Linked DNA regions of Mus musculus: region 2 is linked to region 1. A link is a contact called in ENCODE Hi-C or POLR2A ChIA-PET data. All regions are on one chromosome and are shown on one strand. Each heading gives the region's core, a stretch centred on a gene start or an enhancer-like site at or near the end of the contact. The rest is flanking DNA. Distances are from core to core; before and after follow the strand shown.

Region 1 (2,839 bases), core at 322-2,821:
TTGGTTTTAAGTTACATCTACGTATCCGCCAAATGACATAATGCACAGGTGCGATCGTTTTGTTTTGTTTTCCCCTTCTTGGTGCTTCCTGCCAGCATATCAAGTAGCCAGTCCTTTGTCTGTCTTGTTGTAATAGAATATTGTGACATGCTCGGTCACGTCACTACTGTACTACTGGCACCTGAGGTGATACCTGCTAAGATTTGAGCATGCTTTTACTACATGTGTTTCTGGGCTGCTCTTTCACATATGCAAGGTATAAACTCCACAGAAAGAACTCAGACCAAAGCCATGGGCCACTGAGACAGAATACAATGTACAGAGAGGCAGGGGATGAAGACAAGCAGCCTTCTGCAAATGGCTCTGTGTGAATTCCTCAGCTGTCTGGTACTCCCTGCATATCTCTAAGTCACAGGCAGAGGCTTCAAGGTCATCAGAAGCCTGTGTCCTTGGCTACCAGAGCACATGGAGGTGTGACCATAGCACTGGGTCTCAGGGCCTGAGGACAGGGGCCTACCTGCTTAGCCATGCATAGTCAGAGGATCTTCTAGAAGCAGAGCTTGGCTGGGAGTGATAAATCACCTTCTCCCAACCTCATTCCTCCAAAGAAAATTTATCTCCATACATCAAAAGTTTGAACTTCACGATAGAATGAGAAGGATATTGGGGGTGTATAGAGAAAGAAACAGAGATGGCTATTTCTTTATCTGTTTATAAAGGCGTACATCTCCTTTCCAGTTCCTTCCCAGACTAATATTAATCTACTTCATGGGTCCCTGTAGCAACACATGCTGATATCCTTAGATATAGGACCTTTAGTGAGATAGCATCTCTCAGGACGGACTAACCACAGTGACAGCCTCCAGAATGGCGCAGGCTCTTCTAGAGTCCCGGGAAAGGAAAAGCACAGGTGTTCCAGCCTGTGGAAATCACGGCTCTTCAGCTGCCTGGGTTGCTGGGGATCCTTAGGGCTCTGCAGCCGCCTGGGTTGCTGGGGGTCCTTAGGGCTCTGCAGCCGCCTGGGTTGCTGGGGGTCCTTAGGGCTCTGCAGCCGCCTGGGTTGCTGGGGGTCCTTAGGGCTCTGCAGCCGCCTGGGTTGCTGGGGGTCCTTAGGGCTCTGCAGCCGCCTGTGTTGCTGGGGGTCCTTAGGGCTCTGCAGCCGCCTGGGTTGCTGGGGGTCCTTAAGGCAGAACTCATCCTGCTGCTTCACTGGCCCAGGTGTCTCACCCCAGACCCGAACACAGCAGAAGCTGACAGGCTGCCAACAGCAGCCGCACCTCTCACAGAATGCTTGTGTGCGACAGTTCAGGTGCATGCCTTTGCCTGTCACAGGAGGCCACCGTGTTTATAAAGCAGTGAGGATTAGCAGGACACTGGCTATATAAAGACAAACAAGGCTTTCCAAGGCAGGGCTAACCCATCTGGATCTTTCATAGTGTACATCTCTAGACTTCAGTCCTTACCATTAGCCAGTGTTAACTTTCTCCCAGCCTAGAAAGGCTTGTTGGAATGACTTGCCCACATGGGTAAATCCCAGGCTGAGCACTTGGCTCTTACTGGCCACTGGATTCACCACCAAGTCTTGGCATAGATGTAACCTGGCATGAAAGTAGATTATGATGGACTGCAGGCTCGGTACCAGTGACAGCTGACAGCTGACACAGAATATTTTAGTACACAGTACTACAAACATTAATGAGTTATAAAATATCATCCCACTGAGTGAAATGGCTCAGACAGGGGAGAGAAAAGGCAGTAGGAACTGCTGTGCCCACAACGCCCAGAAATAGAATTCATAACATATGATGGGCTTAATTAAGACATGTGGGGACTCGGTAAAAATAAATAATTATGTAATGGAGGGGGAAGGCTGTGAAGGCTTAGAACAAACATTTAAGTCCCACACAAGCCAGTATCTCACCCAGCACATACACCTCATTTACTGGATCTCTGGCGGGGGTTCGTCTGGATGCTGCAAGCAGGTGTCACCACCTCTATTGAAAGAAAACAATGCTTGCCTTTGTAAACAAACTGTCAGGTTGACACCACATGCCAGGCATCATGAAAGACATCAAGGGTAAAGTGAAAGAAGACGTCACACCTGTCAGGAGATAATAACATAAGCACATGCACACAATGAAATGAGCACTGGGGGACCCAGGAAATCGCCTCTGAGGTCACAGGAAATAGCCACTGAGGGATACAGGAAATGGCCACTGGGGGACCCAGGACATTGCCTCTGAGGGACCCAGGAAATCATTCCTGAGAGACACAGGAAATAACCACTGAAGGACACAGGAATTAGCCCTGAGAGATGCAGGAAATAGCCACTGCGAGATGCAGAAAATAGCCTCTGAGAGATGAAGGAAATAGCCACTGGGGGAAACAGGAAACAGCCACTGAGGGATACAGGAAATAGTCACTGAGGAACACAGGAAATGGCCACTGAGAGACACAGGAAGTGGTCACTGAGGAACACAGGAAATGGTCACTGAGAGACATGGGAAATAGCCACTGAGGGGCACAGGAAATAGCCACTTAGAGACACAGAAAATAGCCTCTGAGAAACACAGGAAATAGCCTCTGAGAGACACAGGAAATAGTCACTGAGTAGCACAGGAAATGGCCACTGAGGGACACAGGAAATAGCCATTTAGGAACAGAAAGCCTCCCTAGGAAATGCTAGGTTTTAAGTCGATACTGGTAAGCTTAGAGGGAATTTCATAAGCTTCTCAGCCAGTTCGAGAAGGCCCAGTGGGCAAGGTGAGCTAATTGGGTTTTGTGCCAAAGGAGAAGGACACCAACCTGCAGATGTGCATGAATGGATCTAACACATCAC
Region 2 (2,921 bases), core at 270-2,769, 33 kb before region 1:
TGTAATTTACAAAGCGACACAGCTAAACCCAGGAGGCTGTGGAGGAGGATGGATATTTGGTAAATGTGTGAGAGTTCTTAGGACTAAACATGGTGAGGGAGAAGTAAAATCTTAGCTGTAAGAGTTAGAGGGGAGGGTGACGGGGGAGGGTGATGCTGGGGACTGGCAGCAACACGTAAGAAAGGAACTCGGGGCAGGGTTAGACTGCAGATCTTCCACAACACCTCTGAGATCTGAATCCGAGCTCCACACCAGGGACCAAGGAGGATGAAATTCTAATAGGAAAGGAAACACAGGGAACAAAAACTTTATGTTTCCCACCTGTAAAGACCCACGGAGCATCTCAGAATGAATGGGGGAAGCTGATCTCAGGGCAGAAACTTTAAGAGGAAGAAAAAAAAATGGAAAGACAGCTTGCAAAGTTCAAAACGGCTCAGGGTTTTCAAAACGTACTTCAAGAGTATACTATGCTGACCGCTTGAGGAGAAGTCCCCAGAGCATGTCTTGGCAGCTGTGATATGGTCACAAAACGTCACAGTGAACTTCTCTAGCCTGAATGACACACCCCATGGCATACCACACTATGAACACCGTATCACATGGTGTATATCTGCATCTATTTGGCCCACTGCCAAAGACACACAGCATAGGCGCAGGGGACCATGGTCTCTGGTTATCGCTAGCACTACACACTGTGCACAATGCCTGTGATATGCTTTCGCATGGCTGCCGTAGTTTACACCAGCATTGTCACAGTCCATGGGGGCAGTATTGTGGCTATCCTGTCCAAAGGCTCCAGGAATTCTTCAGCTCCACTATCATCCCCTGGGGCCACCATGGTGGCTGGCAGTTCACAGTGGACAGGATGACATTATATGGTGCATAGCTATCTATTTCAAATCATGACAGGGGTTGACTGCAGTTTTCCCTGTAGGGAATATCTCCTGTGCAGTTAGATACTTGACATCAATAAGTATCCACATACGAACCTCATCTGTGCTGCACACTAGGCCACTTCAACACAGAAGGCAGCACCGTGAACAGTAACATGGCTGTGCTCATCTGCACCTTAATTTCCACTTCTGTGACAGGGACACTATGACGGACCTCCTCCACAGGGCTGAGGACTCGGGATACTCCAAAATACTAGAGGGGCAAGCACAGTACAGTAAACTCTATCAAGTCTCCGCCATGGTAATGACAACCATGGTGCTTCAGAGGGGATAAAACGATGGTGAATAACTCGAGAAGTGAAGAGCTGTCTGGTACCCTGGACAGGAAACAGCGTGATCACCACAGACAGGAAGTAAAACTTTACACCTCAGCTCTCGGGAGCTGGAACAAAGCTTTCATTCTGGGAGGATTTAGCTAAATGTTTAGGCCTGCCCGTGAGTCTACACACAAACGCTGCCATTCTGCCCTGTGCGGAAGCATGGGTGGCCATGCTGCCTGTAAGGACACACTGTCTCCTTGTTTCCCTCGGCACTGAGCCTTGGTGTTGGGAACACTCATTAAGCACACATCAGATTGGGTTTCAGGGAGCCCCAGCGTCCAGGACAGGAGAGAATGGGTCCTTTCAGCCACGCTGTAATTCATGGACCATGTAACCAGTGTCCTGAGCACAGAACTCCCTTCTTCCTGAATTCCAGGGTTGGGCACACGGTGTGTGTGTGTGTGTGTGTGTGTGTGTGTGTGTGTGTGTGTGTGTGTGTGTGTGTGTAGGTGTGGGGGATTTCTGCTGCTCTCTGGAAAACACGTGTAAGAAGTGGTTCAGAGAGAACATCCAGTCTTTTGGGGGGCGGGGGTGGGGTTTTTAGTCTGCTCCTGACATGAGAGACTAGTCCTTGTAGTAGTAAGAAATTCTAAATTTCATTAATATCAAAAGATCTAAAGCTTTCATCTAACAGGCAAGGGAACAAAATAGCACATCAAGAATGAACAAGACAAGGAAAAACCGGGTTGCAGCCACTGAAGAATAGGCGTTCCAGCCAGAAAACCTCGTGCCTGTTTCTTAGGGTCTACCTAGTCTCTTCCAGTCCAGTGGTCTAAGCCACAAAATGCACCTTAGCCTCAGAACCCGGGTTTTCTCAGGAGTTGGGAGGTTTGGGGGTGAGGGTGTAACACCTGATATTACATGACGTTCAAAAAAAAAAATCACTGTTCTGAAGAAAGGGGCAAAGTGACTATCTGAGCAGAAGGGAGGGCTTTGTAGTGCCAACGGCCGGCGATGCTGCTGGGTTCTCATCTTCCTTCACATGCAGCCACGTGACCTTGGCTTCCAGCTTCCCCCCGGGAGTCAATCTCTGAAGTCGGAGTCCTCTGTCCACAGAGGAATCTGTGACAGTGGCTCTACGGCTGTGGCTCTGCAGGTTTCTAACTGCTCAGTGGAGAGAACAGGAACATATTTCTCAACCCTGAGAAAGGGCTTTAAAGTCCTTTTTATGCAAAGTCTCCTCAATTTAAAATTACATAAAAAATGTTTTTTTTTTAAAAAATCACATAAGTTGGAGTCTGGAGAGATGATATAATATTAATTGTCAGTACTTTTTGTTCTTCCAGAGGGTTCCAGGTTCAGTTCCCAGCATTCACCCACATTCACATGGCATCTATTTTTTCATACACATGAACATAAATTTTTAAAAATTAAAATAACTAAATCACTACATGCCTGCAATGGCAGCTCTCAGAGGAATCTGAGGCAGGAGGATTGCAAATTTGAGGCCAGTCTGGGTTATGTAGCCAGATCCATTATAAAACAAATCTCACTGCTTTGAATCTGAATATTGGACATAGGTATAATCCCAGATGAATCTAGGAGGGGACCTCATATGCATAGAACGTGGGTAAAAAACCCATGTCACTGTCTGATTTGATGGAAGTAATTCTTGAGTATGTGAGTTATCATAAAATCTTTCCCCTTT

Evidence for each region. A loop is a pair of places that touch in the nucleus more often than their neighbours do. ChIA-PET counts read pairs that join two places held with the same protein, here RNA polymerase II (POLR2A).
Region 2: a loop to region 1 is called in a map of gastrocnemius, with 2.0 times the contacts of the local background. The contact joins two enhancer-like sites. A Hi-C loop is called at or near these places in 1 of 37 maps with a recorded cell type or tissue (gastrocnemius). POLR2A ChIA-PET finds 5 or more read pairs at or near these places in 1 of 5 experiments (embryonic stem cell).

Annotation. Positions count from the first base shown.
Region 1 is chr14:121,164,683-121,167,521 of GRCm38, reverse strand. The region is part of intron 2 of Farp1 (FERM, RhoGEF (Arhgef) and pleckstrin domain protein 1 (chondrocyte-derived)); the gene reads right to left. Among named protein-coding and RNA genes, the nearest start is that of B930095G15Rik, 83 kb to the left of the region's middle. Within about 2 kb of position 1,571, at least 3 of the 3 ENCODE cell types and tissues checked have a DNase peak (open chromatin) inside an H3K27ac peak, as active enhancers do.
Region 2 is chr14:121,197,714-121,200,634 of GRCm38, reverse strand. The region is part of intron 2 of Farp1 (FERM, RhoGEF (Arhgef) and pleckstrin domain protein 1 (chondrocyte-derived)); the gene reads right to left. Among named protein-coding and RNA genes, the nearest start is that of B930095G15Rik, 50 kb to the left of the region's middle. Within about 2 kb of position 1,519, at least 2 of the 3 ENCODE cell types and tissues checked have a DNase peak (open chromatin) inside an H3K27ac peak, as active enhancers do.